2 separate regions of the Homo sapiens genome follow, and region 1 is linked to region 2. Evidence: chromatin loops called from intact Hi-C (ENCODE). Cell type or tissue: PC-9. All regions are shown on one strand. Each heading gives the region's core, and the rest is flanking DNA. Links, peaks and the distances in the headings are about the cores only. Region 1 overlaps CDKAL1 (CDKAL1 threonylcarbamoyladenosine tRNA methylthiotransferase). Region 2 has its middle 230 kb from the start of LINC00581.

Region 1 (12,776 bases), core at 3,261-11,260, 57 kb after region 2:
TTTGTTCAAAATAAAGTTACCTACTGAACTACCGGAGAGGATTATTTGTGGTCATGTTAAGTTTAGTCATTCTTCCTCGGGCATCCTTTTTTTCTCTCCACCCCTCAGATGTTTAACATATTTGAACATAACTGATTCATAAAGGTATTTTGGTGCTGAGCTTTCCTCCTGTGCCTGCTGGACAAGTCTGCACCCTGCATCCTGCAGAGAAGCAGAAGCATGCATATGCAGCCACAAGATTTGCCACTCTCTTGAGGATCAAGGCGGGAGCGTGACCGCGGAGCAGGAGAGGGTAAATGCATCCTGTCTCTATTGTGCTGTGCCCTTTTATTATTTTCACCTTTTACCAAATCAAGATCTTGATAAAAGGATTTTGATGATACTATTTTTAAACATAATATTTTTAAAGTTTCTCAGATGACAGAGTAATTAATAATCAGTAGCTAGCTAGCTTTGCACATTTCAATTGTCACTACCACTGAGATACTTAAGAAAAAGTAGTTTAGAAATATGGGAAATATGAGATCTTATAAAGTCCAAGATGCTCAAACATGTAAATGTACAACCATACCAGTTGAAAGCAGGGATCATGAATAGAAAATAATGTAATAAAAAGTGCTTATAGGCGAAGTGATTATAAACAGCCGATAGAAAAAGTCGACACACACACGACAAGCGTAGTTCTAGAAAGTAAACAGAGGCTCAGACCTTCCCTAAACCTTTAAAACCTTATCAAGATTGTCAATTCCTGAAATTCAATACATATCTGCATCGCTCAAAGTATCATACACCAAATTCGAATAATGTTATTGCTTATTAAAACAAACTGGGGCTGGGTGCGGTGGCTCACGCCTACAATCCCAGCACTTTGGGAGGCCGAGGCGGATCACGAGGTCAGGAGATGAGACCATCCTGGCTAACACGGTGAAACCCCGTCTCTATTAAAAATACAAAAAATGAGCCAGGCGTGGTGGCGGGAGCCTGTAGTCCCAGCTACTCGGGAGGCTGAGGCAGGAGAATGGTGTGAACCCAGGAGGCGAAGCTTGCAGTGAGCCGAGATCGCGCCACTGCACTCCAGCCTGGGTGACAGAGTGAGACTCCATCTCAAAAACAAAACAAAACAAAACAAAAACAGCAACAACAAAAAAAACAAGCTGGAACATCAACTCAGACAATTTTTAAGAACTCAAATTCTACTCAGAAATGCTTTTTTAAAAACAGAAATTTGAAACAAGGCAGGATATGACCTTTGCTTACGCAAAAGGCGTTATTTATCTGTTAAATGGAGTTATTTATCCTGTTATAATAAAGACTAAGGGGCGCACTAAAATTCCCATCGTGCATTCTGTGTTAACTTTGATTAACATGGGTTTGTCTTCCCTTGTAAATCTCACTGCTCCCTTGATTAATTTCTAAATCTACTTACTTGCTAACTCTTAAAAATAATCTACTAATTTTCAAAAGTGTAGCTTATCAAATCCTATCAAAGTAATCAATCTGTTAAAGCAGAACCAAGTATGGATACCAAAATTTCAAAAAAAAAAAAAAAAAACTTTCATGTTCAGAAACTTTAGGGATCAGATTTCAATCAGTTAAAGATAAATACAGACAGTTGGGATGATAACAACAGTCTATCTCTATTTCCTTCGTCTTTAGCAGTTGTGCACGTATTGTTGGGGAAAGGAAAGAGATGCTTTTAACTTGAGCATGTTTCACGCCACAAGGCACAGATGGAACCGGTTCTAGGAGCAGTAAGTCCTCGAGCTCTGGGCTCTAATCCCAGCTCCATCTGAGGATTCTCAGGCAAATTTTATCCTCTTTTTGCCTCCATTTCCTCACCTGTAAAATGGAGATACTGCTAGTATTTGTGCATCATAGGGTTTTTATGAGGATTAAATTAGATATATATAGATTAAGTGTTCTGAACATTTAAATGTCAATTCAGATTAACTTATTCCATGGTATTCTGTGGTTCTAATGAAAAACGCAAACGTCCTCAGAAATTCTTTTTGTAAATTACAAAGTCATTATTTTATTTGCTTCTAAAATAGAATTGACCCGTGCTATTTTTGTTCCTTATGTATACCATTAAGAGGCACACACTATAATGAATGAGCATGGGTTTTGAATTGTGGCAGACCAAACTGAACGCAGGTTCAGACAGCCATGTGATCTTAGGCAGGTAGTTTAAACTCTCTAAGCCTGGCTATCCTTTCTGTGAAGAAGGAAAGCCATCTACCTTAGGAAGTTATCAGAAGGAATAGAAGTAATGTGCCCACAGCCGGGCAGAGTGCCTGGAATACAGAAGGTTCACAATAAGGGCTGCTGTGACGGTGACGTCACAGGAGTGTAGCTTGAAAAACAGAGAAGGCCAGAGCCTCCCACAGCACTTACTACCAACACTGAGATGACAGCGTCCTGCCTTGCACCTCCTCACTAACCCATGAGGAAGAAGCTACGTCCATTGTGAAGTCAGCACCTCTTACTCCCCGGGCTCTGAGATGGTAAAGCCGGTGGAGTGCACCTCCTGGAAAGCTCCGAACTAAAACCATCACCCGCCCCTGCCTCCTCTACTTACTGCTTGCTCAGGCCTCAACTAAGACAGGACTTGCTTTAGGAAAACCTCTCTCAACCACTGCCCACCCCGTGTGGGCCTGCTCGTCTTGTCAGCTGGCCCTCCTCATGGCGCGTGTCAACAGTGGTGAGCACCCTGCTGGATCCTGGCTCCTGCATCACCCTAAGCGTGCTCCTTCTGAGCAGGGGTGGCCTTTCTCTCCAATAGATGCCCAGGACCTGGTACCTAGGAGGGGCCAGTGTTAGCTGAATGCATACTGCCATTGCTACCTGTTACTTACTACCATATATTCACATTTTATATAGGAGCAAATATCCCTTCCATATGAACTGCCATTTACCTATTCTTACATTTCTTATTAGACTGACAAGTAAATGGGACAAGGAGTCATACATCACCAATACTACATAGTATAAATATGAAATAGGGTTACTAGGGAAAAACCTTACCAGCAGAGAAACAGCATGTTATGTGAGTTCTCTATTGCTACTTTAACAAAACACCACAAACCTAGGGCATGAAGCAATATGCATTTATTCTCTTTCAATTCTGGAGGTCAGAAGTTCTATGTCAAGGTGTTGGCTGGGAGGCATTCTTCTGGAGGCTCCAGGGAAGAATCTGATTCCTTGCCCTTTCCAGGTTCTACAATTTGCCTACATCTCTTGGCCTGTGACCCTTTTTTTTCCATTTTCAAAGCCAGTAGCATAGGGTTACTATTATTATTATTGTTATTGTTTATTATTATTTTGAGACAGAGTCTCACTCTGTCACCCAGGCTGGAGTACAGTGGCGCAATCTCGGCTTACTCCAACCTCCACCTCCTGGGTTCAGGCAATTCTCCTGTTTGAGCCTCCCGAGTAGCGCGTGTCACCACGCCTGGCTAATTTTGGCATTTTTAGTAGAGATGGGGTTTCACCATATTGGTCAGGCTGGTCTCAAACTCTTGACCTCAGGTGATCATAGGGTTATTTTTATCAGGACCTTTGTGATTTACATTGAACCCACTTAGATAACCCAGAATAATCCTCTCATTCCAAGATCCTTATCTTAATCACATCTGCAGAGTTCCTTTTGCCATGTAAGGTAACATCGTTGGAGGTTCAGGTGATTAGGATATGGACATCTTTGGGTGGGGGACATGACTGTGCCTGCCACTCCTGACATATGTGAGCCCCCAAGCTTGCATCCCACCAGAAAGCGTACTCAGTTCAGGCAGAGCTAAACTAGCTGCCCAAGAGAACACACTCTGACAGAAGTGTGATGCTCTACACGTTTACAAGGAAAGAGGGATAGGGCGCCTCTAGGAGACTGTGTGGCTGGCTGACCGTGAAGTTTCCTGGGGGAAGAGGACAGCAAACCTCCACGGCCGAGCCTCTGCTAAGGCCTTTTCCTTCTGCTGAGCTAACAGACTTGCTGAGCTAGCTGCTTCCTAAGAAAATGGGGAGGAAACAGGCCTCCAGGGCCTTCAGATGTGTCCTCCTCACAGGTCTTTTGGCCCCAAGAGACAAGACTCCGAGGGAAAGGGCACCCAAGAGATGATCAGTTAATGTTTTCTGAACTGGTATTTGCATTTCTACTTATTCCTTTGCCTCCTTTAGTCATTTCTTCACCTAGTTACAAGTATTCTCTTCTTGGGGGCTGGATGGGCTTGGGCTTCCAATGGAAGGAAGTCATGTTGTTTAGAGGCCTTTCTTCCAAGTCCTCTTCCTTCTCATACAAAATATTGATAAGTTGTAATATGGTACCTGGCTGGAGAACCAGAAGCACAAGGATTCAGCGAGAAAGGCAGAGGATAGGCTCTATGTGAAAATACTAAGTAGAAGGAGTATTTAGAGAACATTCACCATGTGCCCAGCAGGACGCTAAGTGCTCTCTAATCCTTCAGACTACTCAGTGAAGTAGCTAATAGGAGTTAACCCTCTCTTTAAGTCACTTGCCCAAATTTCTGATAGTATAAATGGTGAAGCAGATGAGTGGCCTGGCTTTACTCATACTAAGTACAGCCCCACAGCAACACTTCTGAGATACATTGATAATTCCATACAAATGAGAAAGAGCAAGGGCACTGCATAGTTATTACAATGACTATCAAGATCAACAGTCCCACCAAATAGATTTTATCCATTTTACTTGCCCCTGCACCTCACAGAGGTAATGGTGTTATTTTGAGTTTCCCTACAGAGGCCATTCCAGAAAAGTCAGCCGCATGTTATGCAGAGACATTTCACGCTACCTGTCTTGCAGTTCTGAGCCACGTTGCGAATTTGTAATTGTGACCTGTAGATGGCACATCGCTGAGTATGCTCTGAACACACACATGCACACACACTTGATGCGCTCACATGAGAACACGTTGCAAAATGTGTTTTAATGAGGAACAGTTGGTCTGGTTCTGCTCAAATAAAAGATATCCCTGTAAGAGAGTTGCCACCTGTCTTCCCATCTTGCGGTGCAGCTTCCAAATGAGTTCTTCTGTCCCTGACACCTGCAGGTGTTACCAGGGCCCTGCAATCACATTCCACATGCCAGCTCCCTTCCTTGAATTGACAAGACAACCCTGTCCCTGGGCTTCATGTTATTACCAGATACCAGGACATACAGGGGATTAAGGGTGCCAAGCTATCTTTCTCCTTTATTCTTCTAGACATTCCCCAAATTGGGAGCTCTTTAATATCATATAAGTAGCTGTACCCAATTATCTCCAAACCAAAAATGCCAGTATTTTATCTTGAAGTCAGTTAAAACAATGTTGTATGCATAGTCCATCAGCATTATAGGTACACTGGAATGTAACAGGATCAACAAATTGAAGTTGGAATTAATCGCTCCTTTCCATTTCTTTTGGAAGAACATTTCCATTATAAGACCTCGGTCACACAGTCACGCAATTAGAGCGCAATACTGTCAGCCTTTCTGTTTCAATTCTGGGAATGAGAAATTCTACATCAGACATTATTCATGCGACATTTTTCCCTTACCCCTTTCACCCCAAATGTGTAATTGCTATCAGGTCATTACAATCATGAACAAAAATTTTAAACTTGAACACACACATACATACACATGCGAACTGTCTAATCTTAATATCACGGGTGGGTTTTTATCTTATTTTGGTGACAGCAGAGTAAACACAAGGCTTTGCTAATAAGTCTGAACATAAATTATTAAACTATCTACTGTATGATCAAATGCATTTCAGATTATATTCTGAGTAATTCTGCCTTGACGTCCACCAAAGGAACAGATCTGATGTGCCCCTGTGTGGTCTCAGTGATCCCTCTCTTTCAGAATGCCCAACCTGCAGACTTGAACGGTGCCAAATGAAAGACAGAGATAATCGTATCAAAAAACAAAGCTTGGCATCTGCCCATCACCTAATTATTACTCTCTGTAAGCCCGCATTTCATCTGACTCAAGAGATGTGAAAGCAACTCTTAAGCTCTGAACTTACTTTAATGGCTTCAAAACATTTCTCATGTGTAAATTTTTCTCATGGCTCAGAGGCACTGTTAAGAGCTTGAAGTGCAATCTAACAGGGATGAAGAAAAAATTGTTTGATAGCTCAGATCTCAGGATAAATTAGAGTTTAGAACAGGCTTTTTTCCCCCCACCATGCCTGAACATATGGGCTCTGCAGAAAACCTACTGAAACCAAATATGTGACCAATGCAAGGAAACAATCTTAAAACATACATTATGCAGTACAGTATACTATAGAAAAGAATCTTGAAATTGGCTGGGCATGGTGGCTCACACCTGTAATCCCAGCATTTTGGGAGGCCAAGGTGGGTGGACTGCTGGAGCCCAGGACTTCTACACTAACCTGGGCAACATGGCGAAACCCCCTCTCTACAAAAAATACAAAATTAGCTGGGTATTGTGGCATGTGCTTGTAGTCCCAGCTACTCGGGAGGCTAAGGTAGGAGGATCACTTGAGCCCAGGAGGTGGAGGCTGCAGTGAGCTGTGATGGCACCACTGCACTCCAGCCTGGGTGACAGAGAAAGACCTTGTTTCCCCTCCATGAAAAAAATTCTGGTATTGAATACAAAATTATAAGCTATCTCTATCACAATTACATTTTATTTTTATTTTTTGAGATAGAGTCTCGCTCTGTCACCTAGATTGGAGTGCAGTGGTGTGATCTTGGCTCACTGCAACCTCCGCCTCCCGGGTTCAAGTGACTCTCCTGCTTCAGCCTCCCGAGTAGCTGGGATTACAGGCATGTGCCACCACGCCCAGCTAATTTTTGTATTTTTAGTAGAAATGGGGTTTCACCATGTTGTCTGGGCTGGTCTTGAACTCCTGGCCTCAGGTGATCCACCCACCTCGGCCTCCCAAAGTGCTGGGATTACAGGTATGAGCCACCGTGCCTGGCCCACAATTATATTTTAATCTCTCCAGTATAAACTTCAGGAAGCACCTCCTAAGGTAAGCATCCCTAACAGGAACTGCTGCATCAGACCTTCATAAGAAGGAATGAGCAAAGGTGGCCCCTCAGGCTTTGTAATGCATTCTCGACACTCCAGCTGTGGGCTTCTATCTGAATACCTTCATTTTTAGCTGTCTTAATCTTTGGCTTAGTAACAAATATTCACTCAAATGAGCTTATAATAGTTTCCTAATTTTTGGCTTGTTACATTTACCAAAATAAGGGGAGGGTGTAGGACAGAAGAACCAGATCTAGAATTAATAACACAGTATAGAAATCTTTGCCAACAGTGGTGCGCTGGCATTTGTTTATACATAACTTCTCCAATTCCACAAAGTAAGCCCTGCCAAGAAGGTATGCTATCAGAGATCTGGCACCTTAGCTGGAGATACATTTATCTTTACTGCTTCCTCATTGTTTAAATTTTTTTCTCCAAAGAGAGGTACGTAGAAAAGGTTCTCTTAGTAACTGCACATAAGGAAAACACAAGTTAGTTATTTACTGGGTCAAAGTTTGGAAATTTGGAAATTATTCTAGAACTTGTCATTTAAGTCTCTTCTGCTAACTAAATATCAGCCTAAGATATATGGACAAGTGCACATGTGCTCGCAAACACACACACACACACACGCACGCACGCACGAGCTTTAACATAAAAAAGGAACCAAGAGGCACACTTAGAACCATGAAGCCTGTAATCCCAACATTCATGATAGTAGTAGAAACCTGAACTCATCTATTCCTCATTAGTGGCTGGAGATAAGCATCAGTATGAATGAAAGCTGCCCCACAGGTGTGGCAAAGTTGAAGAAATAAAAGGTGAATTGGGTCAAGATGCTTTACTGATGAAGAAATCTTTTCAATAGTCTCTCACACCCGAAACCATTCTCATTCCATGCAGCGCACACAGGAAGCACTGAGCCAGGATGTTCACAAACATAACAATTGGGTGTATTAAACTTCATCTTTAAGTCATCAGTTCAACTCAAAATAATTGTTCCTAAGGGTTTCATTCCAACTAGGTAACCATGAAAGTGTGTTGGCAGATGTTTGGTTTGTATTTTAAATGAAAAAGAAGACATGTGTGATGTTAGCTGTTATTACAATACAACCCTCTCATCCTGTTCTTAGTATCATTTTCAGTGACACTGGAAATACGGTTTCAGCATCACTGAGCTCTATAAACTGCATAAAACGAATAAAGGAGACGGCAGGTGCTTTTCTCTATCTCAAAGAATCTCATAAATGAGAAGCTAATATGTAAAATGTTTCCTACATATCACCATGATAGTTTTGCAGCTTGGAAAATGCAGATAAACTAGTTAGGAAAAATTACATGGTTTATACAATTGGTCCTCCATATTTGTGGGTTCCACACCCACAAGTTCAACTGACCACAAATAGAAAACACTCAGGGGGGAAAAATTCCACAAAATTCCAAAAAGCAAAACTTGAATTTGTCACACACTGAATACTATGTTGAATCCATGAATCTGAAGAGATGTGTAGGCATTGTATTAGATATCAAAAGTCATCTAGAGATAATACATGGGAAAATGTGGGTAGTTTATATGTAAAACTATGTCATTTTATATAAGGAATTTGAACATCCATGAATTTTGGTACCCATCGGGGGTCCTGGAACCAATCCCCCACAGATACCAAGAGATGACTGTACTTACTATAATTACACTAAACTGAACCCAACCATCTGAAGAAAGATCACATCTCTACATATTTTCCTATCACTCCCAAAGTTCTATTATGCTTTCTTCCAAAAATCTGTTCCAAGACATGCCCATTCTCCCTTTCTATTTTGAATATAGTTTTTAAAAGTAAAAAATAATGATCCTATGGAAAGGCACTTAAAATTAGATTAATATTAAAAAACTTAATTACTTATGTTACTATAAAAGTATGGTAGGCAGCCCTGAAGATGATCCCCAGTGAGCCTCGCCTCCTGGTATTCACACCCATATGTAATCTCTTCCCCTTGGCTATGGTCTGAATGTACTCACTTGCTTCTAATGCTCAACATAAATGATGGATGCCACTTCCAAAATTAGGTTACAAAGTACTGTAGCTTCCATCTCTCTCTCTCTCTGCTTGCTTGCTTGCTCTGAGGGAAGCCAGCTGCCATGCTGTGAGCTGCACTATGCAGAAGTCCACAGGAGAAGGAATGGAAGGAGGCCTCTGACCAATAGCCAGCCAAGGACTAAGACCTTAAAGCAACAACCCATGAGAAACTGAATCCTGCCATCACCATAAAAGTGAGCTTAGAAGCAGATCCTCCCCAGTTGGGCCTTCAGCTAAGGCCACATCCCCGGCTGCCAGCCTGACTGCAGCCGAAGGAGCAGTACTGTGCCACGGGCACCCAGAGAAGCTGCACCTAGATTTCTGACCCACAGAAACTGTGAGGTAATAAATGTTTGTTGTTTTAAGTTTCTAAGTTTTGAAGTAATTTGTTACACAGCAACAGATAACTAATACAAAAAGTTGCCAAGTAGAGGGCTGGATACCAATTCACACATACTTAGAAATCTGATTCATAACAGAGGCATTGAAGACCAATAGGAAAGACAGACTTTCAATAAAGTTTTCTGGAACAGTTGCTTATACACAGATAAAACAATGAAATTTAACCCCTACCTACCATGTTTACAAATCAATTTCAGATATATTAAATATTTACCTGGCTAAGGAAAAACTAGAAAAACTTTAGGACAATATGGGAGGAAAACCTTTCTAACCACAAGGTAGGGAGGACATACTTCTTAAACAAATCACAAAAATATACAAAGTTCTAAACAAAAGAACAAAACTTCTAACCAGAGAGGTTAACAAGCTGCAAACTGGGAAGAGACACTTGCTTCACATATAATTGACTCTAGACTACATAAAGAAATCCCAGCTGGGCACAGTGCCTCTTGCCTGTGGTCCCAGTACTTTGGGAGGCCAAAGTAGGAGAACTGCTGGAGGCGAGGAGTTTGAGACCAACCTGGGCAACACAGCGAGTTCCCGTCTCTGCAAAAATAGCCAGATGTGGTGGCTCACGCCTGTAATCCCAGCACTTTGGGAGGCCGAGGCGGGTGGATCACTTGAGGTCAGGAGTTCGAGACCAGTGTGGCCAACATGGCAAAACCCTGTCTCTACTAAAAATATAAAAATTAGCCAGGCGTGCTAGTGCACGCCTGTAATCCCAGCTACTTGGGAGGCTGAGGCAGGAGAATTGCTTGAACCTGGGAGGCAGAGGTTGCAGTGAGCCGAGATCGTGTTATTGCACTCCAGCCTGGGGGACAGAGTGATACTCCATCTTAAAAAATAAATAAATAAAAATAAATAAATAAAAATAAAAAATAAAAAATAAAACTTAGCTGGGTATGGTGGTGCATGCCTATAGTCCCAGCTACTTGGGAGGCTGAGGTGGGAGGATCACCTAAGGCCAGGATTTCAAGGCTGCAGTGAGCTAATGATCACATCACTGCACTCCAGCCTGGGCAACAGTGCAAGACCCTGACTCAAAAAAAAAAAAAAAAAGAAAAAGAAATCCTAAACATCAATGAAAAAGTATCGTCCAATAGAAGAAAATGGGCAAAAGACTTTTTATACAGACTCTTTGCTGAAGAGAAAATCTGAATATATATATATGTGTGTATATATATATAAAACCAATAAATATATTTTAAAAAAAATGCTCAACCTCATTTGTAATTAGAGAAATACAAGTTAAAAATACAAAAATACCAGCTTACATATACCAGGTTGGAAAAAGTAAAAAAAATGAGCAATATCAAGTATGGGTGAGAATGTGGAGGATCCAGAACACTATGACACTGCTGCTGGTAATGGCAGAAATTAACATAGCCACTGTGGGAGACAGGAGGGCATTACCTGGTAAGGTGGGAGCTGTACACTCTGGCCAACCCAGCAATGCCACTCCTAGGTATGGCACCCAGACTAGAGAAATGATTGCAGATAAGTGGCCACACCAAGTCCTCATCACAGCTGATGTGATGTAAGTTAGAAGCTCTAGCAAGATTTGGGCTGGAGATGAGGGTTGGGGAAGGGTTGGTCAAAGGAAGAAAAAGTGGTCCAGGATGGGGGTTCAAGACCTGTGGGTGGGCTTCCTGCAAACATTAACTCTCCAAGCAGTCCCCTAAGAATCTCTTTCTTTTCTTAGATGGGCCCCAGTCGCTAACCTCCCTCTTCTCCATTAGCACGTTTCCTTTACCGCCTGTCAATGCCTTAGGTGTTCCCCACCCATCCACCACACCTTTCTTAAAATGATTGGTCAATGTGGAAAATAGATGGGACATGAACAGCCACTTGGTTGCTAATACACACTTATTATTATTTTTTTTCTGGAGACCGGATCTTTCTCTGTGGTCCAGGCTATAGTTTAGTGGTGCAATTATAGCTCACTTGCAGCCTTGAACTCCTTGGCTCAAGTGATCCTCCCACTTTGGCCTCCCAAAATGCTGGGAATACAGGAGTGAGCCACTATGCCCAGCCTGCCAATATACACCTTCTCATTTTTTACATGGATTCTATGGGATAAAATCAGTCTGATAAGTTCCCAATTAGTTTCCAATTGCTGCGGTAACAAATTACCATAAACTGCATGGCTTAAAACAATACAAATTTACCATTTTTTAGTTCTGGAACTCAGAAGTCAGATGGGTCTCAATGGACTGAAATCAAGTGTGATGTGGACTCCTTCTAGGGCTGTAGGGGAGAATCCATTGCCTTGCCTTTTCTAGCTTGCATCCCTAGGCTCACAGCCTGCTTCCATCTTCGAAGTCAGCATTCCTATCACTCTGACCTCTGATTCTCCTGCCTTTCTCTTTTGCTTTTAAGGACCATTGTGATTACACTGGGCCCATCTGGATAATCAAGTATACCCTCCTTATGTTAAGGGCAGCTGATGAGCAAATTTAATTCCATATGCAACCCTAATTCTCTCTGTCATGTAATCTAACATATTCACAGGTTCTAGGGATTAGGACACGATCACCTTTGGGGGGTGAAGTGGGGGGCATTATTCTGCCTACCACAGGTCCCCAGGGTGATACTGTTGAGTTGCTGGGTACAATTGTACCTCAGAGAAAAGCACCGGATATCTAGAGCACTTGACATTTCCTCATAGAAAAGACTATGACAAGGTCCCTTAGCTTCCATTAACGTTTAGATTTCAGATTCTTTTTACCAGATCCAACCCTTCCAGCTCTACAACTCACTACCTAAAAACAAGACACTGAGTTGTAGAGCTGAAAGGATTAGATCTCAGGTTGAAACTGAATGTGATGTCTTCTGGGGACGTAGAAAAGGAGGAGGAAAGTTGCGCAGATCACAGGCAAAAACACCAAGATTTCATAGGGTGTGGTAGACTGAATACATTAATATTCCCAATTCCTTATACCTCCTTGTATCTGTATCTTCTTGTCACATAACTCTGTAGTGTGTCCCTGGTCTTGGCCATGTGATTTACTTGGCCAACAGGATGCTACCAAACATCATGCATGCAGAGGCTTGAAAAGCACTTGTGCATGTCTGTTTGCTATTCCTTTGCCTTTACCACGGGAACATGCTCAGGTCAGCCAGTTGAAGGATGAGGCATGCGGAGCAGGGCTGATTCACCCACGGAGTCCCAGTTGAGGCCATCTAGATCCACCAAATGCCTGCTGAACCTCCATACATTTTAGGAAGCCCCACCAAGCTTAGAAGAGCTGCTGAGCTACCCTACAGTGCACTGCAGATGTGTGAGTGAGCCA
Region 2 (12,776 bases), core at 1,881-9,880:
TGAGGGTCTCAGTTCCTCACAAATTGATGGCCAGAGACCTCCCTTTGTTCCTTCTCATGAGAGCCTCTCCAAATGGCAGCTTGTAATATGGTGGCTGGCTTTGTTACAGAAAAGGGGTCCTGATCTAGACCCCAAGAGAGGGTTCTTGGATCTTGCACAAGAAAGAATTCAGGGCAAGTCCGCAGTGCAAAGCAAAAGCACGTTTATTGAGAAAGTAAAGTAGGGCCGGGCATGGTGGCTCACACCTGTAATCCCAGCACTTTGGGAGGCCAAGGTGGATGGATCATGAGGTCAGGAGAGCGAGACCATCCTGGCTAACACGGTGAAATCCCATCTCTACTAAAAATACAAAAAATTAGCTGGGCATGGTGGCGGGTGCCTGTAGTCCCAGCTACTCGGGAGGCTGAGGCAGGAGAATGGCGTGAACCCAGGGGGGCAGAGCTTGCAGTGAGCCGAGATCACACCACTGCATTCCAGCCTGGGCGACGGAGCGAGACACCGTCTCAAAAAAAAAAAAAAAAGAAAGTAGTGGCTGGGCATGGTGGCCCACACCTGTAATCCTGGCACTTTGGGAGGATGAGGTGGCCAGATCACTTGAGATCAGGAATTTAAAACCAGCCTGGCCAACATGGTGAAACCCTGCCTCTACTAAAAAAAAAAAAAAAAAAAAAAAAAATTAGCTGGGTGTGGTGGCAGGCACCTGTAATCTCAGCTACTTGGGAGGCTGAGGCTGGAGAATCTCTTGAACCCATGAGACAGAGGTTGCAGTGAGCTGAGATCCTGCCACTGCACTCCAGCCTGGGCAACAGAGCAAGACTCCATCTCAAAAAAAAGAAAAAAAAAAAAAGTAAAGTAGAGAAAGAACAGCTACTCCATAGACAGAGTAGGGTGTTCCCAAAAGTAAGAGGAGGAATGCATCCACCCTAGGTACAATGTTCGTGTATATAGGATAAAAAAAGATTATGGGGAGATATGCTCTGCTACAAGAGTTTGTGACAAAGGATTAATTTTCTTAATTACTCATTTTGTAAGAATTAATATTATTATCTTTAAAGCAAAATTAGAATGCCTTCGTTCTCAAGATATCAGGATATTAGGACACTCCCAAGTCTGGGTCTGTTTAGTAAACATTATCAATCTGTTCCCTTAACTGTAAACATCTAGAGGCTCTGAATGCCTGACTTTCTGGGAATGCAGCCCAGCAAGTCCCAGCCTCATTTTTCCTAGCCCTCACTCAAAATGGAGTCACTCTGGTTTGAACACTTCTGACAGCTTCATCAAGTAAGCAAAGGAAAGGACAAGAGAGAGAATGAGAGCAAAACAGAAGTTACACTCGTATGCAAACTAGGCTCAGACGTCATATCCCATCACTGTCTATTCACTTAGAGAAGGTCATTAGATGCAACTCACACTTAAGAGGAAAGGATTCCATAAGGGCATGCATACTAGGAAGTGGGGTCATTGGGTGCCATCTCAGAGGCTGCTTGCCACCTGTGCCACCTGTACCTAGTTGACACTTCTGTCTCCTCCACAGCATCCTCACCAGTTTCTGCTTTAACTTCTCCTGCCATGGGGAGACTCACTGCCTCCTGAGGCATCCAGTTCATTCCATTTCAGAACCCTAACTACTTAAGTAGTTCTAATAGTTAACCCACGGTCTGGCCCCTTGAGATTCTGCTAAATACCCAGAAACTCTTAAGAGACCATTGAGTTCAGGATATTTATAAAGGAGATGTTTAGAAATGGGAATTTTGCTCACGAGATGAGCTCTGGGAAGAGAAACGGAACACAGTTATTACAAGGAGAAGTTCTCACACAATCACCTAAGGCAATCTCAACATCACAAATATCACAGGCCACGTATGTAAGGGGAAGGCAAGTACCACGCCCATCCCCCTAATCAGCCCCATCCTGGGTTTTCCAAACCCCTTCTGCGGTGCATATAGGAAATTCTTAAAACAACTCTGCACTGCGCTGTCCTTACAAAGGTTCAAAGGAAGGCTGACAAGGACAGTTGGGTTCTGATGCATCCCAGAGCTATCTGTAAAAGGGGGAGGGAGCAGTGACAAAGCTCTGGTGATAAGTGGAGAAAGGACTTCCAATCAATCAGGAAAGAGAAGAGCTAAAGGACCAGAAGCCTGAGGACACGGTCACATAATAAGCTTCCAAGGTCTTGATTTCCCAAGAGGCTGGGTTGTGACTGGTTGGGAGGGGTTAGATAAGCATGAAAGTGGGGTAGAGACAGGCAGTGGGAAGGGCCAGAGGGGCCAGAGGCCTGTGCCCCACCCAGATTCTATTCATTCCATTTCAGTGGTCACATTAATATTCCTTGTCACACCACACACTTCTGAAGGGCAGAGTACATGTGGGAGATGCGGGTGGGGTGGAGAGGGAGGAGTCATGGGACACACATCATCAGCTTGTTCCTCACTCCATACATCTGGGTTTTCTAAAATTCTGTGAACTCCATCCCGAGGCCTAAAAGAGTGAACAGTAAAATCATTCACTAGCTTGGAGTATGTGTGGCTAAAATCTGACTAAACTAACCGACTTCATCTGATGAATTAGAAAAAAAAATTGATTCAAATAGGCATGGGTTTCAAATGGAAAACTGTAGCAGGAGTACCCTAGAAGCAGATAAAATGCCCCCTAAATCAGTCTGCTCATTTAAAGGTGATCTTTAAGCCATACAATGGGAAGATCGTTGATTGTGGATGTGTTCACTTGTTTCTGTCACTCACTTATTAACTTCCTTCTCTGCCATTTACATTTATATTCTCAGAAATGAGCGGTGACCTCTGCCTTCTGTGCAGTTTTCCCCAGCTTCCAGGCTGATGGTCAGCACCCAACCAGTGAAATTTCAATTTTTGTCTTTGGCTGAATCATAAGGATAAGAAATAAAAAATGCAAGGGCTATACACCAGCTCCTTAAACTCCAGCACTTTTCTATTATGTCCTTGGAGCAAATTCAGCATACTCTCATTTAGCCTCAAATGCTGAGTCACTAGTAGATGATGAACACAAATCCCAACCAACATTATCAATACCAGTGGAGGATTGATGAGAATATATAGGGGTGTAATTCTCCAAGGTGTTCTACTGAGAATCATTAAGCAAACCATCAGCCCTTTAGAGATACATACACAATAGTGTGTACAGGGTATAACAACCCTGCACTCAGATGCCCAAAGTGCACTTTGGCAAATCTGACGTAGTTTGGGAGTACAGGAATATTTGCATGACAAACCTAAATTAACACATGAGCTGTAGGCCGAAGGTTTCCAGAACCTAAGGGGTCTCCAGGCCAGCCAACTGATATCTCCAGTCAAAATGACTGATCTACACTCATGCTTTCCACTCGGGATTCCAGATCTGCAATATAGGTCAAAAAGTCAAGAACGGAGAAGGATATGTTTCAAGATTTACTTTCAAGGAAATCAAGGTGCCTTCAACCAGTTTGATTTAAAATGGAGTCAATCTTCATTCATATATGATGTCATTTCTTTTATGAGTCCCATACCCTGGTTCACAAGGAACTAAGCTAATGATAAAAAAGCATTTTGTCCTTTTGAAAGATGTATACTTTAAAGAAAAACCTACTAGCAAATGAAGAGAAGGGAGCCATGGAATGGCATCTTCCAAAGTCTCTTTTCATCAGAAGTCACACTCTGCAAAATCTCAAAAGTGATATCCCATCACTTTTAGAAGAAAATGTATGGTGGGCTTCTCCAAATGAGGGCTGCAGAAATCCTCATAGTTTGTCTGCTGGTCTTTTGTGAGATTTGAGATTACAATAAAACCAATCTATGCTTCTATTTCTGGCCTGACTTAATAACTTACTAATTGTAATTGACTAAACACCAGGCATCAACTCACACATGTCAAGACTCATTTTTATCACCATTTTGGATCTATTGTGTTCTACAGAGAAGCATGCAGGGAAGAGTCCAATGGGTCACCAAAACATGGCGGACCTGAGATCAATATCACGATCCAAAATATGAAGCCAGATGGCCCGAGAGCCGGGGGAAAGGAGCAGAGAGTTGCAAGTCAAGCAGGCCCTGCAGGATGAGTGAATAAGGTCACTGAGCCTCGACCACTGTGATTGCACACTCTTAGTGATGTGTGAGTGAGCACAGCTCTTCTGAACAGCCACAGTTGGGGCAGTGAATTATTGGATTTTAAAACAGGGCTGATCTCACACCTAGGCCCACTGCCCAAACTAGGTATCTTCATTTCTTGACACCTCTGGTCTCTTTAATCTCTACAATTGGAGTTCATTGCTTTGGGGGGATGACAGAGGGAGGGGCATGAGGCTGTCATCTAAAAATATGAATTTATCTAGATTTAAGTATGATGAAGATGTAAAGGGGCAACATAGCCTATAGCAGCTTGTCTAGCCCATGAGTACACCATCAAACAGGATTGTCCTGAGAAACTGGGCCAGAGAGTTGGCCGATGAACTTTTGAATTTAAATGTCTTGGCCAATGAACTTTGAATTTAAAACATGGACTACAAATAGAACTCAGGGCTTCTGCTTTATAATTCAATGTTCTTTCCAAGACTACCCAACTACCTTGACATGCAAATTGTTAGGATGCAATGCCTCTTTCCATTGCCTTCCAGCCACACATGTGAGATTGTGTCATTTAGAAGCATCCACAAAACTAAGCCCAAGAAACAGAGCAGATAACTATGCTCTTTTATTGAGCAGAGTACCATGTGCCAACGACTATTCCCAGAACTAGAGAGAGCAAGGCAAATAAATAGTTATTCCTGCCCTCAAGGAACTTGCTCTGAGGAGCGGCACATTTACCCCTTTAATGCAGACACCGCGTGGAGATACTAGATACTTTTTTTAAATTGTGGTAAAATACACGTTAACATAAAATTGACCATCTTCACCAATTTTCAAGCGTACAGTTAAGTGGCATTACATGTGTTCACATGGTTGTACAACCATCACCACCCTCCGTCCATAAAACTCTTTCCATCTTGCAAAACTGAAATTCTGCCCAGAGATATGTTTGTAATACTCCGCAGGGACCAGTTTTTCCTTGGCTTCTCTTGAACTGCTGTGGGGTTAATCCCTCAACTACAGGAAATCTAGTTATTTATGGGCTTTGGTATCTTCTCACCCCGGTCACCCCTCCCAGCTCACATGGAAGGGCATCGGGCCCAGCCAACAACCTTTGCCTCAAATCTTTGCGCGTCAGAGGAGACTGATAGCAGAGTCTGTCCCCATCCCTGTGAGTTTGCTTGGACAGATTTCTTCTCTCAACACTGTATTTATTACTGGGGTGTGAAGCACAGATCTGCAGATGCCTTTTCTACTTGCCTGCTGTTAAGAGCTTGCTCAATAATTTAGCTCTCTCTCCCTTAAAGACATTTGGTTTTGGGTTTTTATTGGTGATTGCAGAAGACAATGTGAGATGAGTCCTGCGGTATCCTGGATTCCTCCCACCCTCTCTCCTGCCTCCCTTCTAGTTGGCTCTTGTGAGGTTGGTTTGCAGCTGCAGGAGCAGCGGCTCTTTAACTCTTGGGCAGCCATAACCATCCCTACTCTTTCACATACATAGATAGGACTGTTCTGTCTCCTCATTAGATTATCACAGCAAATTGATGGTTACTTGAAAAAAACAAAAAACAAACAAACAAAAAAAAACCTGTCACAATAGGAGACAAAACACTGGCAACAGATAAAACAAAAGGAGGCACTGAGCTCTTTAATTAAGGTTCATGAAGGCATGTGAATCTTAGCTTCTTGTTACCCTGCTGTGCCTCTGCCTGATTAGCTACAATGCATCTGCTTGGTTTCCTGGTATCCATCTGTACTGCTAGGGAGAAATTTATTCGGGTTGCCCTGATTCTCAATAAGATGACTCAGAGGCATCAGCTGTAGATGGACTAATGGTTATGCATGTTGACAGAGTGTCTCCTGTGCTCCTTGCTGTGTTGATATGCAGAATCACACCACCTTACAAGTACCTGGGATTAACCCATATCCACACAGACAGCCCTAATGAAATGCCTCTCCCAGGAAACCCAAAGAGTTTTAGCATGACTCATTTCACCGTTGTCGTGTTTCAAGTTGGAAGTAGACCTTATCGCGCCCTCTCCACAAACTCCACCTTTCTGTTCTGCAGTGGCTGATGCCACAGAATTCCTCCTTTTGTAGGTTAAAAGGACTGTGAGTATTGGGATGTTTCTGCGCGTGACAATGTAAGAGATGTTTTCATTTCAATGCTGGATGAATGTGTTTGTGCATACAAGGATTCTTTCTCAACAAGAAAAGGGCAGCCAAGACCGAAGCCACCACTATTCAGAGTTGTTTGGGCAGAGAATACTAAAGTTATGTTGGCCCTGAATAATTTCAGGTTCCTCAAAGGACTTATTCACCTCCTTTACAAAACTGAGGATTTCTTTTAAAAGTAGCACTAACTATATGGGCTCTAAAATTCTTTCCTTATATACCATTCTGTGATTCAATAATATGATTGATCCCATAAGCTCAGTTTCATAGAGTTTGAAACAGCCGAGCTGAACCTTCTGCATACACTCAGATATTTAGGACTTAAAAATATTCTCCTAAAACTGATGAAATCTGAATACAGTCTGGACTTTAGTCAATTTTGATTTCTTAGATTTGGCAAATGTTCTGTGGTAATGTTAAGAGGTTAATATCAGTAGAAACTAGGATATAAGCAAACTGTATTATTTTTGAAACTTTTCTGCAATCTAAAATTATTTCAAAATAAAACATTAAAAAATTTTTTTAGCCAGGTGTGGTGGCTCACTCCTGTAATCCCAGCACTTTGGGAGTCCAAGTCGGGCGGATCACCTGAGGGCAGGAATTCTAGACCAGCCTGACCAACATGGCGAAACCTCGTCTTTACTAAAAATACAAAAATTAGCTGGGCATGGTGGTGGGCACCTGTAATCCCAACTACTTGGGAGGCTGAGACAGGAGAATCACTTGGACCCTGGAGATGGAGGTTGCAGTGAGCCGAGATTGTACCACTGCACTCCAGCCTGGGCGACAGAGCGAGAATCCATCTCAAAAACAAATAAATAAATAAAAATATGTTTTTTTCTCACTTGTGTTTAAATAAAAGCAACATTTAGTTGAAACTGGATATTACAAAATAACATTTGCCAGCCCTCCATCTCAGAGAAGACAAGAGAATAGAGAGACATGGTTTTTCTGTAGCTATGAATTTAATGCTAACTTAGGTGATTCAGTCACTCCTTGAGCACTTCTTTCTTCTTCCATTGTAGCAGGAAGGACTTCAGACTTCCTACAGCAATGGAAAAAGTTCTCCAAAGAATTTCAGATTGCATGCTTTGAGCTTTGAGAGTAATACTTGGTGTAAAATACTGAGGATAAGATAAACTGTAGGAGGAATTTCCTTTATAAAATGACCAGTCCAGGAAGCCAAAGTGCAAAGCTTTATAAATACTAATGCTTATTGGAAAGCAGGGATCAAGCGTTGGTTTTGTCACTGCACACAGGATTTCCTACTTGTTCACACCAGTATATAAATTAAACTTAAATCTGATGTCATTATCGTTAGCCTAGCCCTCTCCCTTTTTCTCCACTTCAATACCTTATAGAACTCACAGCAGGCTGAGCGCAGTGGCTCATGCCTGCAATCCCAGCACTTTGGGAGGCCAAGGCGAGTGGATTGCCTGAGCTCAGGAGTTCGCAACCAGCCTGGGCAACATGGTGAAACCCTGTCTCTACTAAAACACACAAAAAAATTAGCTGGGCCTGGCAGCGTGTGCCTGTAGCTCCAGCGACTCGGAGGCTGAGGCAGGAGAATTGCTTGAACCCGGGAGGCGGAGGTTGCAGTGAGCCGAGATCATGCTGCTGCACTCCACCCTGGGTGACAGAGCGATACTCCAAAAAAAAAAAAAAAAAAAGAAAAAAAAAAAAAAGAACTCACAGCAGTAGCTCCATAGGGGACTTAGAGGTGGCCTAATCCATTCTTCCCCTGAGGCCCAGAGGTAGGTTTCAAACTAAACCAGGACACACAGGCAGAAGTACTTTGAATAAAGTGCCTCATAATTATAAGGTACAATTACTATTGATATCATGACCAGCCACTAGGCCAAGTTCACCCAGCTGCTTAGACCATGGAAGATTCTAAACTCCAAAGGGCCTGGCATAGGTCTTCGTAATTTAATTATGGACGGTACTGATTTCCACATGAGGAAATGTTTAATAAATCATCAGCCGATTGTAGTGCAGACTCTTTAATCCCAAACCAGTACAGAGGCTCGTTTTCCTCTTCGGAAAGTCAAGCCTGAAGAGAGAGGGTTTGTTTACCAGGTTGAAAAGGGAGCAGGGAGAAGCCTATATTTATTCCTGGGGGAGAAAAATGTAACTGTTATAAGCTGCTGTGCTTCATCAATTTAAAAGTAATTTTTCTGAATTAAGAGAAAATTGAGTGGGGAAAATGCTTCTTTTCGGAAATTTAATTCCCAACTGAGTATTTATATGCTGATACCCTTTGCAAGTACACACGCAATAAGCTGCTTCGTGCGGCAACGACATCAAACAGGACAGGAAAAAAAGTCGTTCTTTAGACATTTTCCTCAAGACTTACACTTCTCCCCCATCCTCCACTTGTCTTGATCTCTCCAAAACCCAAGCCAACTCCTTCAAAAACAGATCGGGATAAAATAATCAAGTTCCTTGCTGAATATCAACAAAATCCACGAATTTTTGTTGGCAATGAATGGGAATGAAGGAGAACATTTCATTTCATATTTAAAATGTTAAATTGGGTGCTTATAATTCCCCTGATTTAGCTTTTTTAATTTAAAAATTCAAGCTTTATTCAACATTTGCATATTCATGCCTCTATAATGTGCACTGATTGCATTAACGGCGGAGAAAAAGCATGTAAGTGCAGCACAAATATAGTTACTCATCAAGAGTACCATCTATGTATGCATAGATAAATATTTCCAAACAAATTAACATACACACCAGCGCAGGTGCTCTGCCCTCACAGCTCCCTCCAGCTATTTCAGTCTTACTTTTCCTTCCATCAAGTTTCTAGAGCCAGAGCATCAGTTTAGAAATTGGATAATTTAGTGATTGGTAGAATTAGTGGGGCCCTTTTCCAAAGTCAGTGGTCAGAACGACTAAGTCTTTAACCAGCAATAGCTAGAAGAAGAAAAAAACATTCAACCGTACCCTTTATCAAAAACCAAAAGTAGGCTGGGAGCGGTGGCTCATGCCTGTAATCCCAGCACTCTGGGAGGCTGAGGCGGAGGATCACCTGAGGTCAGGAGTTCGAGACCAGCCTGGCTAACATGGTAAAACCCCGTCTCTACTAAAAATACAAAAATTAACTGGGTGTGGCAGAGCGCACCTGTAATCCCAGCTACTTGGGAGGCTGAGGCAGGAGAATCACTTGAACCTGGGAGGCAGAGGTTGCAGTGAGCTGAGATCACGCCACTGCACTCCAGCCTGGGTAATAGAGCGAGATTCTATCTCAAAACAAAATAAAAAACAAAAACAAAAACAAAAAATACAAAAAAAACTAGGCCAGGCACAGTGGCTCACACGTGTAATCCCAGCACTTTAGGAGGCTGAGGCAGGATGACTGCTTTGAGCTCAGGACTTCAAGACCAGCCTGGGCAACATAGCAAGACCTTGTCTCTACTAGCTCTACTAAAAAACCCCCAAAATTAGACAGGCATGGTTGTGTGTGCCTGTGGTCCTAGCTACTCAAGAGGCTGAGGTGGAAGGATTGCTTGAGCCCAGGAGGTCAAAGCTATGGTGAGCCGTGGTCGTGTCACTTCACTCCAGCCTAGACAGAGCTAGACCCTGTCTTAAACACATAAACACACACGCGCGCACACACACACACACAAAAGTAGAGTTTCCATAATTCAACAAAAACCTCCAATAGTTGATAGATAGTTGTTATAGGGAGTTCCCATCCCAGAGAAGTAAATCCTACTGACCAGGGTAGCAGACACTGAATACCCACCACTAAATACCCTCTGGCTTTTAGTTTACAGAATCATGACTTTGTTTGGAAATATGATGTTCCCAGCTCTTCAGAACAGGCCATGTTTTGTTGGCACGAGTTGGCAAATTACCCCTGGGTCAAATCCAGCCCAGCTCTTGGTATTATAAACAAAGTTTTATTGGCATACAGATGTGCCCATTCATTTACTCATTTTCTATAGCTGCTTTTGCACCGCAAGGGCATATTTTAGTAGTTGTGACAGAGACCATATGGCCTGCAAAGCCTACAGTATTTACTATTTGGCCCTTTACAGAAAACATTTGCCAAGTCCCAGTCCAAGCCAATGCCAGCCAGTTTCCCAGCCTCCCTTGCAGCTAGGAAGATGTTGAATTGTATACAGTAGGTAAGGAAGAAGGTGTGGCCAAGGGCTACTCTTGGATAACAGAATAGATGCTAGAAACATTGACTAAAATAGCAGCCATAGAGGAGCACCACATTTGGGGGGTGGAGTAAAGAGAGGAAGATGTAAGTTCAGGACATTAGAATATATGATTTGCTTTGCTGACCACTTTGGTGCCCAAAAAAAAGAGAGAGAGAAAGAAAGAATATATGATTTGAGGTACCTTTGGGATGTCAAGTAAGCACATTGATATACAAATATAGTACTCAGAAACTCAGAAAAGAGGCCTAGACTGAAGATCTCTAAGGTCAATTGCCTATTTAACTTAAAAAAAAAAAAAAGAAAAAACAACTTTTTTGGATCTGATCTCCTGCAAACCAGTAATTCCAATTAAATCCTCTTGACTACGGCCTCTTACTTATAACTCTCTTGGTTTCTATGGCACTAGTCTTTTCTGGTTCTCTTCCCACCTCTCTGACTACCCCTTCTATTTGCTTACATTTTATCCTTCGACACCCAAATTGGGTAATTCCTTCAAGTTTATCATCAGGTTTCTGTGCTTCCCTTGATACTCTCTCCCTGAACATTCTCATCAATCTCACGACTTTCAACCAAATGACTCCTGAATGAACATTTCTAGCCTAGACTTTTCTCTACTTCTTGACTCACTGTTCCCCTCCCACTGCAAATCCCCAAATGGGTGTCGTGTTGGCAATTCAAACTCTATGTACTTAAAATACTTATGTATCCTCCCCCAAAAAAGAGAGAAAACACTGGCCATGGTGTCAGAATCACTGGTTTGGATCACTGGCTTTGAATCATACTAGCTATGTCTGAACTTTCAAAAATGTCTTAATTTATTTCAACTTCGTCATTTCCGTGTGCCTCAAAAGAGGGACAGAGTCCTGTTCATGGGTGTACAAAATGAAGGAGCCGTTGATTCGGAGCAAACGGTGAGGAAAACCTGGAAAGGTATAGGAAAAGATAGTATTTGATCTTGAAAAGTGTGGGAAATTCGAAAATCTGCATGTCATTGTCTTAGAGTCTATCTGATATAAATTCTAGTCTGAGATGGAGCACACTATGACTTCCAGCCCCGTTGGAAAGCCAAGAAGATGGGAACACCATTTTTGCTTTTGCACCTTGCTCCTGGCTACGTTTCCAATTGGTTAGTTCCAACCCCTGCTGTCTTTCATGGCCTGTGCTACTTGGTGCGTATATAACTCACGTTATCTCCTGGCTATTCCTGAACTCTGGGCTTGAAATCAGTGCACATTTATTCTCAGGGTTGCATCTGCTTTTTGAGGGGCTTTAATCTCTCTGGTTTAAAAAACAAAAAAAGGCCCAGCACAGTGGCTCACACCTATAATCCTAGCACTTGGGAGGCCAAGGCAGGCGGATGGCTTGAGTCCATGAGTTCAAGACCAGCCTCAGCCTGGGCAACACAGCAAGACCCTGTCTCTACAAAAAATAGAAAAACTAGCTGGGTGTGGTGGTGCATGCCAATAATCTCAGGAAACTGAGGCAGGAGGATCACCTGAGCCTAGGAGGTCAAGGCTGCAGTGAGCCATGTTCACACCACTGTACTCCAGCCTGGGCGATAGAGTGAAACCCTGTCTCAACAAAGAAACAAACAACTGTAAATGAGCTTTGCAAAGAGGCAGACATTTAGGGTGGGTTTACATCAAATAAAGCAGAGAATGTAAGTGCAACAGCCACAGCTCTCAGGGGTGTTCCCTTGAGGCAGCCAGACAGAAAGCCACTCATGGCCCTTCCCTGCCGAGGCTGACCTCCTCCTGCTGGTCACTGTAGGATGCCACGCTGCAAATGAAGGCCAGTGGGCTTCGCTGGCTCCGCTTCTGTTTCCTATACTAGATTTCCATTTTGTGTTTGCTGAAAAGATCAGCTTCCAGCCTTCACATTCGACCTGAGAGGAGTCCTTTACCAAAAAATGTGTTTTCTCACTTGACAAGCAGCCCAAGGGCAGATTCAGAATGCTTTATTAATCTCCCTTTTCAAATATTTTCAAGGAGGTGATCATTTCAGATATCTGCTCGTGGTGTATTTATTCCTACTCCTCACGTACACGAGAAAGCAAACCAGATATGGGAAAGAAAAAAAATAAATATTTCCAAATCAGCATAGCTCCAAGCAACAGAAAGCAAAGATGGAATTCCTTGTCGCTGTCTCTTGACTTCTGCTTTAGGACTGCGAGCTGCCCAGGAAGATTGAGTTAACACAAAAGCCAAACTCCTCTACGAGAGTCTAGGGCAGAGTTCTCTCTTTGTAGTGACGACTAGGCAGTTCTGCCAGTGAGAGTGGGGCCACAGGCCTGGGATTTGAACAGGAAGTGAGGCCAATCCTAAATGAAATCAAACTGTGAATA

What was found. Peaks named below come from ENCODE experiments on the same cell type or tissue, not always from the same donor. Only the 100,000 strongest peaks of a DNase experiment are listed, where the experiment ranks them.
Region 1: a loop joins it to region 2, with 5 times the contacts of the local background. A loop is called at or near these places in 4 of 110 quality-filtered maps.

Annotation. Positions count from the first base shown.
Region 1 is chr6:21,215,061-21,227,836 of GRCh38, reverse strand. All of the region lies in intron 15 of CDKAL1 (CDKAL1 threonylcarbamoyladenosine tRNA methylthiotransferase), which reads right to left. It overlaps LOC107986578 (a long non-coding RNA gene), which reads left to right. Exons shown (of 2, transcript XR_001744021.2): 2 at 1-33. Among named protein-coding and RNA genes, the nearest start is that of LINC00581, 290 kb to the left of the region's middle. RefSeq lists an enhancer at 4,179-4,696. In PC-9, for the core only: no CTCF peak of the experiment used is centred there; DNase peaks (open chromatin) are centred at 7,376 and 7,826; H3K4me3 peaks cover 1,080 bases; H3K27ac peaks cover 3,199 bases.
Region 2 is chr6:21,271,024-21,283,799 of GRCh38, reverse strand. No RefSeq gene overlaps it. Among named protein-coding and RNA genes, the nearest start is that of LINC00581, 230 kb to the left of the region's middle. RefSeq lists enhancers at 7,208-7,712, 7,713-8,217. In PC-9, for the core only: no CTCF peak of the experiment used is centred there; a DNase peak (open chromatin) is centred at 6,029.